3 separate regions of the Mus musculus genome follow, and all the other regions are linked to region 3. A link is a contact called in ENCODE Hi-C or POLR2A ChIA-PET data. All regions are on one chromosome and are shown on one strand. Each heading gives the region's core, a stretch centred on a gene start or an enhancer-like site at or near the end of the contact. The rest is flanking DNA. Distances are from core to core; before and after follow the strand shown.

Evidence for each region. Hi-C counts contacts between places; a loop is a spot of excess contacts on that map. ChIA-PET counts read pairs that join two places held with the same protein, here RNA polymerase II (POLR2A).
Region 1: POLR2A ChIA-PET joins it to region 3 with 18 read pairs in embryonic stem cell. The contact joins the promoter of Pnkp here to the promoter of Prmt1 in region 3. POLR2A ChIA-PET finds 5 or more read pairs at or near these places in 4 of 5 experiments (Patski and embryonic stem cell).
Region 2: a map of v-Abl transformed pro-B cells shows a loop between it and region 3 (2.0-fold over the local background). The contact joins the promoter of Aldh16a1 here to the promoter of Prmt1 in region 3. A Hi-C loop is called at or near these places in 1 of 37 maps with a recorded cell type or tissue (v-Abl transformed pro-B cells). POLR2A ChIA-PET finds 5 or more read pairs at or near these places in 2 of 5 experiments (Patski and embryonic stem cell).

What each region holds. Positions count from the first base shown.
Region 1 is chr7:44,855,755-44,858,454 of GRCm38, forward strand. It overlaps Pnkp (polynucleotide kinase 3'- phosphatase), which reads left to right and starts at 1,392. Exons shown (of 16, transcript NM_021549.3): 1 at 1,392-1,800; 2 at 2,409-2,455; 3 at 2,699-2,700. The coding sequence starts at 1,650.
Region 2 is chr7:45,153,212-45,155,911 of GRCm38, forward strand. It overlaps Aldh16a1 (aldehyde dehydrogenase 16 family, member A1), which reads right to left and starts at 1,325. Exons shown (of 17, transcript NM_145954.2): 1 at 1,181-1,325. The coding sequence starts at 1,270. It overlaps Pih1d1 (PIH1 domain containing 1), which reads left to right and starts at 1,092. Exons shown (of 10, transcript NM_029406.4): 1 at 1,092-1,329.
Region 3 is chr7:44,985,032-44,987,731 of GRCm38, forward strand. Prmt1 (protein arginine N-methyltransferase 1) reads right to left here and starts at 1,389. Exons shown (of 10, transcript NM_001252476.1): 1 at 1,252-1,389. The coding sequence starts at 1,287. Gm15545 (predicted gene 15545) reads left to right here and starts at 1,869. Exons shown (of 2, transcript NR_045266.1): 1 at 1,869-2,339.

The sequences.
Region 1 (2,700 bases), core at 142-2,641, 130 kb before region 3:
AGAAGCGATTTTCCCACTTTATTGCAAAGGGACCGGCATCATAGAAGCAAAGGAAGAGTGTATAGTGATGCTATGCGCTTCAAATGCTAAGGACAAGCTGGTTTGTTTCCGCTGCTACGCAGAGGAATGATGAAGGCGCACATCTGTCATTCCATCAGCAGGGAGATGGGTTTAAGGAGGCACAGGTGTTCACGTCAGTCTAGACTTTTTGAGACCATGCCTCAAAGAACAAAAAAAACCGTGAGCAGTGGCGCACACCTCTAATTCTAGCACTTGGGAGACAGGAGCAGGTGAATCCCCTGGTATCAAAAAGTAAAACAACCCATCAATGGCCAAGTGTGATGGCATTTTCTTCCTTCCTCTCCCCCCCCCCAGCTTTTAGAGCGTGTTTTTCAAGATAGGGTTTCTCTGTGTAGCCCTGGTTGTCCTGGAGCCCTTCTGAAGACCAAGCTGTCACTAAACTGAGATCTGCCTGCCTCTGCCTCCACTTCCCCAGTTTTAGAATGAAAGACGTGCGCTGCCAACCTGTCTGTAGAGCTCTATTTTAATACTAATATTTGGAAGACAGACAGATCCCGAAATTTGAGCCCAGTTTGGGTGTATGGTGGATTAACATACACGCCAAAAAAAAAAAAAAAAAAAAAACTTGTCTGGGCTGAAAGATAACTGCAGCCGGACTTTTTGATTTCGCTCATAGAAGGGGAGGCAAGGTCATGGGACCCTGACCTTAGTACCCAGCTGTTCCTCACAAGCAACTATATGCAATTTTGCCCTAGTTGCCTGTGGTTTGGGGAGGGGCTAGAGGATACTGGTGAGGGGGAAGGGAAGGGAAGGGCTCTGTCTGTGCAGTATGAAATGAGGCTTCATTTCTGCTAGATGAAAACTGCCCCGTGTGTTTTTTTGCAGGTAGCAACACAACCACCACCACCTATGCTCTGCAAGCCCAATATAGTCGGCTTCCCCAGAATGCTCTGTGGTGGAATCATATTTCAGGTTATATATACTTCAGGCCTTTGGAGAAGGGTAGGCATTTTTTAGGTCTTCCCCAGGAGAGCAACTTCCTCTTTATTTTATTTTTGCGGTGGGGGCAGAATCTTACTATGTAGACCAGGCTGGGCTCTGCCTGCCTCTGCCTCCCAAGTACTAGGATTAATATTAAACTCATGTGCCACCATGCCTAGGAAAGAATTTTAACAAGGCTACATCCTGAGAACCTGTCTCACTAAAACATACATACATACATACATACATACATACATACATACAAGAAAATCAAAACAAAAACAAGTAACTCTAGCGTAGGGATCAAGTGACTATGGATGCGAGTGACCCCTATCCGCTCTGGCTCAGAGCGCCTCAAGCGAGTCAGGACTGCGCATGCGCCGTGGGAGGAGCCAAATTTTCGAACAGTCTTTCCCATAGCATAGATGAGCTTTGGAATGAATTCAGAAGTGACTCTACCTATATGCAATCCTCACTGCGCATTGGAACCGTTGTGGTAGCTTGGGAAACGTCGAACCCGCCCATGGGCAAGGGGCGGAATTTCCGGTGTGGCTCGCATTGGGAAAGCAGAACTTCCGGTGGCGGGTGGGTTGCCGGCTGCTGAGCAAGCTCCACTGTGATTCTGTTCCCCTTCACAGCATCCGAGGATGTCACAGCTTGGATCCCGGGGCCGCCTGTGGCTGCAGAGCCCCACCGGTGGGCCGCCCCCTATATTCCTGCCGTCGGATGGCCAAGCCCTGGTCCTCGGTCGGGGACCCCTGACCCAAGTGACGGACCGGAAGTGCTCCCGAAACCAAGGTGGGCACGGGAATGGAACTGCTGCAGAGTGGGATTGGAAGGAAGCAGGGGAGCCTATGCCTAGCCAGAAGCAAGACGAGGCATTATGGGAGGGACAGAGAGGATCTGGGAGATTGTCACCGGAGGGGAGAAGGACAACAGAGAGACGGTCGCTGGGCAGGCTACATCAGGCGGTGATGCATCAAGCCATGCCCAAGACCTCGGTCTACCCCATGTATCTCATGGGACAAAGCAGACCCTACAGATAAAAAAAATACCTGTTCTGGACAAGTCCGTGTCTCTAGCAATCCTAGGGACTCCGAAGTACCTGTTATTATTGAGGAATAAACTGGCTCGGGGGGGGGGGGGGGGGGCAGACACCCCTGTCATCCAGAGAATTGGGTGGTAGAGGCATGAGAATCAGTTCAAGCCCAGCCGCTAGTATGTAGCGAGTTCAAGGCTATCCTGGGCTACCTGTGTTGGGGGATTGAGGAAGGAAGGGAGAAAGTGCCTCTCTTACTTAAGTCCTAGGGAGAAAGTGCCTCTCTTACTTAAGTCCTAGTAGTAGACTGTAGTTGGCCACGCCCCTGTACGTGATGTAAACCCTGACTCCACCCCCTTACCCTCAGTGGAGCTGATTGCAGACCCTGAAAGCCGGACAGTGGCAGTGAAACAGGTACCAGTGTCTTGGCAGCGGGTAGCAAGGACTTGGGAGAGGGGCCGGGTAGATGACAACCCTTCAGAAGGCTGGTCAGCTTTCCGCTTTAACACCGTGCCAGACTAGAAGCCACTAACCTTTCAAAGTTCTGACTGGCCACACGAAGTGAATAGGTGGGAAGATTAAAAATTGATTGGGAGCTAAGGTATTGGATTTGGTGGGGCGGGGTGGTGCCAACCCTAGCTCCTCCTTTGTCTGCAGCT
Region 2 (2,700 bases), core at 75-2,574, 170 kb after region 3:
TCTCACCAGCCCTTAAAAAGATATTATAATTGTTTTGCAACCCTACCTTTGTTTCAAAAGGTTGTTATGGCTACCATTTTAGGAACACCTTGCAATAATGTCTTTACTACAGAAGGTTATTATAATGTGTATGTTCTGCTCCTGTAACCTCAACTATTTTGGTGGCCAAATCCCCCTATCCACAAACTATATATAAAAACCTTGTCTTTCTCACATCCAGGACTGACTTCTAGAACCAAAGCTTATTGGGGAGGCAGCTTGTGTCCTCAAAAAAAAGCTAGCTTAATTAATTACTTGCTTAAATTACTTTGGCCGTGATGATTTCGGGTCAGTGATCTTTCTCCTTGTATCTTTGGGATCAACACTCTAAACTTTATAGAGTGTTTTATGCTGTCCCTCCAAAGCTGGAGTCCTTTTGTAGTGTGGTGACTCCTCTTAAGAGTCTAAAGACTCTACAACCTCCTAATACCTGCTTGGATGCTGGAAGAATTTCTGGGACCCTGGGCATTCTGATTGGTCCTTGGTTTTAAAGAAAATCCCAGGAACCCTACCACATTCCGATGAGGCTGCAAGAGGGTTCTGGAGCCTTGGGCCAGGAGGCTCTAAAGGAATAATATAAATGAAGTACGAAAACAGGAAAATCTCCCAAAGAAATCCACTAAACTTGGGAGGGGGAGAGGGAGAATGAGAATAGGATGGGCTAGGAGGGTCAAGAGAACTCAGATGACGTTCGAAGGGGCAGGAGATCACAGAGCACCGTAAGGATATTGAAACAAGGGGAGCAGTCATAGCAAGTTTTGGACGAACTTGGGGTTCTAAACGAACTTGAGGTTCTAAACGTTCCCGCGAGCCTCCAAAGTGCCGGGGGCCACAAGGAACCACGATCTAGCAAGGTGAAGACTCAGGAGGACCGCGAGAGGTATGGGGATTTAGTGACCACCCGTTCCTGAAGGGTCCTGGGGAAACACTACGGCGGCGTTCGGGACCGTAAACGAAAACCGCGAGGACAACCATCGCCGCCCACCGCCAGCCGCCCAGCCCAGGCTTCCGCACTGTAGGGGAAATCACGCGCTCAGAGGGGCGGGGCTTCCGAGAAGGCCGCAGTGGATGACGGGAGCCCGCGCGCCCCAAGCGGCCGAGAGGACTCGGAGGCAGCAGCGGCCGCGGGGCAAGCCCTCACCAGTGCGCATGCGTGGCTCTCCGGCACCGGTCCGTACTCCAGCGTCGTGAAAATCTCCCGGGTACTGGGCTGTACACGCGTAGCCGCCATCGCTCTCCCGGAGCCTTCCGCGAGGGATTGCTGGACGGTCTACCTAGAGGAACTTGGAGGTCCGAAGGGCGGCACCGCCCACTCCAATCAAAGGGGCGGGGCCAACCGTAGGGCCCGGAAGCGAGCTATATAGGACGTGACCCGCCTACTTTAGAGCCGCGCGATGCGGCCTATGGGCGGATGCTGGGAAATGTAGTTTCGGGGAGAACAGACATGGTTGGGTGGGTGGGTGGGGTCCCGCACTGGCAGAAGGCCTTCGGCTATTGTCACTTTGACTCTTTAGAAAAAATAGATTTTCGTTGTTTTGTTTTATTTTGTTTTTCAGACAGAGTCTCACTGTGAGCTCTGGAGGCCCTGGATCTAACTATGTAGACCCGGCTGGCTTCAACTCACAGACCCACCTATCTCCGCCTCCCGAGTGCTGGTATTAGAGGCGTGTGCCAGCACACTTGGCTAAAAAAATATTTATCTTTCTTTGTATGTACTCTGTGTAGCCCTGGCTCTCCTGGAACTCACTTTGTAGACCAGGCTGGCCTCGAACTCAGAAATCCGCCTGCCTCTGCTTCCGGAGTGCTGGGATTAAAGGCGTGCGCCACCACGCCCAGCCCTGAGGTATGTCTTTGCACTATGTGTCTGCAGTGCCTGTGGAGCCCAGAAGAGGGCGATGCAGCCGCTGGGCTGGAGAGAGCCTCATGACAGTTGTGGCTGTTTGGAGCTTAACCCCAGACATCTCCAAAAATAACATGTGTTCTTAATTGCTGAGCCTTCTCTCCACCCCAAATGCTTTTCTTTCTTTAAAAGAAGCAAACAAAGATTATTGTTATGTGCATGAGTATTTTGCCTGCTTGTCTGTGCATCATGTACATGCAGTTCCCCAGGAGGCCAGAAGAGGAGGCGACAGATCCCCCTAGAACTGGAGTTACAGGGCTTTGTTAGTCGCAATCTGGGTGTTGGGAATCGAACTCTCCTCTTCTGGAAGAGCAGTCAGCACTCTGCCGTTTAACTATCTCTCCAGCCTCCTCTGCCTCTATAACTTCTTTATAAGCAAAAACATTAATTATGTTCAAAAAAGGGCGATTAATAGCATTGAGACTGGGTGTGTGTTGAGTGGGATCAGACCCAGAGCCTAACTCATGATAGACAAGAGCAGGAGATACTAAAGTTCTCAGAGTGGCAATCCTTTCTGTACTGTAACCTCTGAGGTTTGGGAAGGGCAGATATGTAGGTTTTATTGATTCAGGAAGTGTGTCATTTCGCAGGCCTCCTCAGTCCTTACTTTTGATTGGTTGGCTAGGAGGGCGTGGCTTCAGCTCTTTCATACAAGTGGTCCCTGTAGGTGCCTGCTTTGGATGAAGGGCGCTGAGGTGGGCTTAACGGTGGCTACTTCAGTTCCTTAGTTATACAGACGCCGGAAGTGTGGCTTTCATTTA
Region 3 (2,700 bases), core at 139-2,638:
TTTTCAATAGTACAGACGGACACCAGAAGGTTGACAAATGACTGAAGAGAGCTTGAAACCCATGTCTAGGACCTGCCTTACAAGCCTGATGATGAGCTACTCAGAAGTCAAAAGAAAATGGCAAGTTCAAGGCCATACTCAGCTACAGGGTGAGTTCAAGGCCAAGCACATTTTTTTTTTTGAGGCAGGGTTTCTCTGTGTAGCCCTGGCTGTCCTGGAACTCACTCTGTAGACCAGGCTGTCCTTCAACTCAGAAATCTGCCTGCCTCTGCCTCCCAAGTGCTGGGATCAAAGGCGTGCGCCACCACCGCCAGGCTCAGGCACATTTGTTTAATTAAACTAAGTAAAAAGTAGACTGAGGAATACAGCTTAGGATCGAACAATCAACGATAAGCAGGTAAGCAAGGCAGATGCTAGAATTTCATTCTGTTTTGGGGGGAAATTAGGCAAAAAGGCGGAAATGTTCAAAAAGGGGTCCCTTGCCACATTCAAGTTGGTAAAAATGGAGCTCTGTGGAGGTTAAGGCCCATGGCCATCCGAACTCCTTTATCCCCCACCACTGACCTCTGACTATCCATCCACCCGAGGGCCCTCCCATGAAGGGGTGGGCTTGGGCCACGCCCCATGAAAAAAGACGCCCCTCTCACACGCCCATAGTGACCACGAGGGGGTGCCCGGCGACGGATCCGGATCTCCTCGGATGAGATTCCCCACCATCTCCTTAAAGAGAGGTCACAGGGCTATGCCCATCCCCCCCCCCCCCCCCCCCCGCTGCACAAGGCTAACACAGAGTTGGGGAAAGGGAGGCTGGGGACTGATGTTCTCAGGCCCCACGCGGGTGCAAAGAGCCCGGGCTGCATGGACATCCACAGCCGAGCCAGGGAGAGCGGGTGGCAACCCCTGGACCCCTTGAGTGCAGCCCAGGTCATCGGGCTGGGGGCGGGGCCTTTGTCCTGCACGTGGAGCCCACGGGGCCCCTCGAGGCGGCACACCCCCCTCCCCACGCTACTCTGCGAGACCACGTGCGGCCCGGCTGGAAGCGCCCCCGGCCCGCGACCACGTGCGACAGTCCTCGGCTCGGCTGCGGGTCCCAAAGCACCGAAAGCCGAGATCTCTCCCGTCACGATCGAACACATCCCCCGATGCGGACCAACGCGAAGCCAGGCACATCAAAAGGCCCCGTCCCCACAGTTCAGGCCGTGGGCCACCCGTCTCGCGCCGCCCCCGGGCCTAAAGAGCCCAGCTACTCACCTCCATGATGCAGTTCGCGGCCTCGGCTGCCGCCATCTTCACCCGAGTCCTCCGGCCTCCGAGACCCCCCCCTCTCTCTTTTCTCCCCCCGGCTCGACCGGGGACCGCCTTTTACCAGAGGGTCCTCAGCCCAGCCCCCGATACCCCGCCATAAGTTCTCATTGGTCTGTAAAGCCGTCCATCTGAGAGCTTCATATTTCAATTGGATGACAGACACGCCTATCAAACATAAAGTGCCCGCCCCCCTAGCGTTTAAAGGCCCGCCCCCTCCTGTCCGCTAGGAAGAGAACAACTGCCTGTCTGTCTCACCCAGCACGTGTGACGATTGGGTAAAATTCACCAGATCTTCCCGCCCCTTTCTGGCCAGCTCCGCCCTGGAGCTTCCCGGCGGGCTCCGCGCTAAGCGGACGTCTAGAAACTGACTTGTCTATCATTAAGCTAATCCCCTCCTCCCTCGTTGATATTGGCTGAGCCAAAGGTGACGTTCGCGGCTCTAACGCCACCCTGTTTAAGCGACAGGCCTAGAAGAAGAGGGGCCATTGGCCCATAAGGAAGCAGGCAGAGCTTTGGGCAGCAGCAACTGGCTCTTAGGAATGTCAATCATCACCATTCTGTGGATTCCTCTCCCCCATACCCCCTACCCCGGTCTTGGATGTTTTCTGGAGGAACTGGGGAGCGTGGGCGCGTTAAGTTATAGGGAAAACCCCAATTCCTGAGACGTGGATGAGGGCGCATTCTAGTCTGTGATTCCGAAACCAGCCATGATTCGCTGTGAGCTTCCCACCCCTGTGCTGGAAGGCGCCAAGTTCTGAACACCTGTGGCCTCCTCGTGGCCTCCAGGTCCTCTGCGGGAAACACCCAGCGTCCTTTGTCTGACCAACTCCTACACGTCAATCACCGGCAATTCGGACGCCACCTCTTCCAGGAAATTTCCCTGAATCTGCAGAAAGTTACTCCTTCCCTGAGGATGGATGTCAGTTGCTGGATTCGTGAACCTTCCCTTTGCCTTCAGTCCCACCAGTCTATGGTCCAAACATAAGATCCTTTAAACTCCCGTATGAGCCCTCCAGTGGGAGCTTCCGCATAAGGTACGCGAGCACATCTGACCTGTTTCCTTCCAACGCCTAACACTTACTTTGTATAGTGTGAGCATGCATTCGTGTGTGCCTTGCACGTATGGAGGTCACAAAGCAATGAACAGGAGTCCTTTCTCCCACGATGTGAGTGTAGGGAATTGAACACAAGTCGTCAGGCTTAGCGGCAAGCACCTTTACCCTCTGCTGCAGACCAACACTTACAATCTGGTAGATCTTTTGTTTGACTGATTCTCACTGTGCCTTGGGCCTGGAACTCGCCGTGGAGATCAACCTGTTTTTGTCTCCCAAGTGCTGAGATTTAAGGCCTATGAAAATCTTGCCCAGCCAATATGGTCCCCCTTTTTTTCCCGTT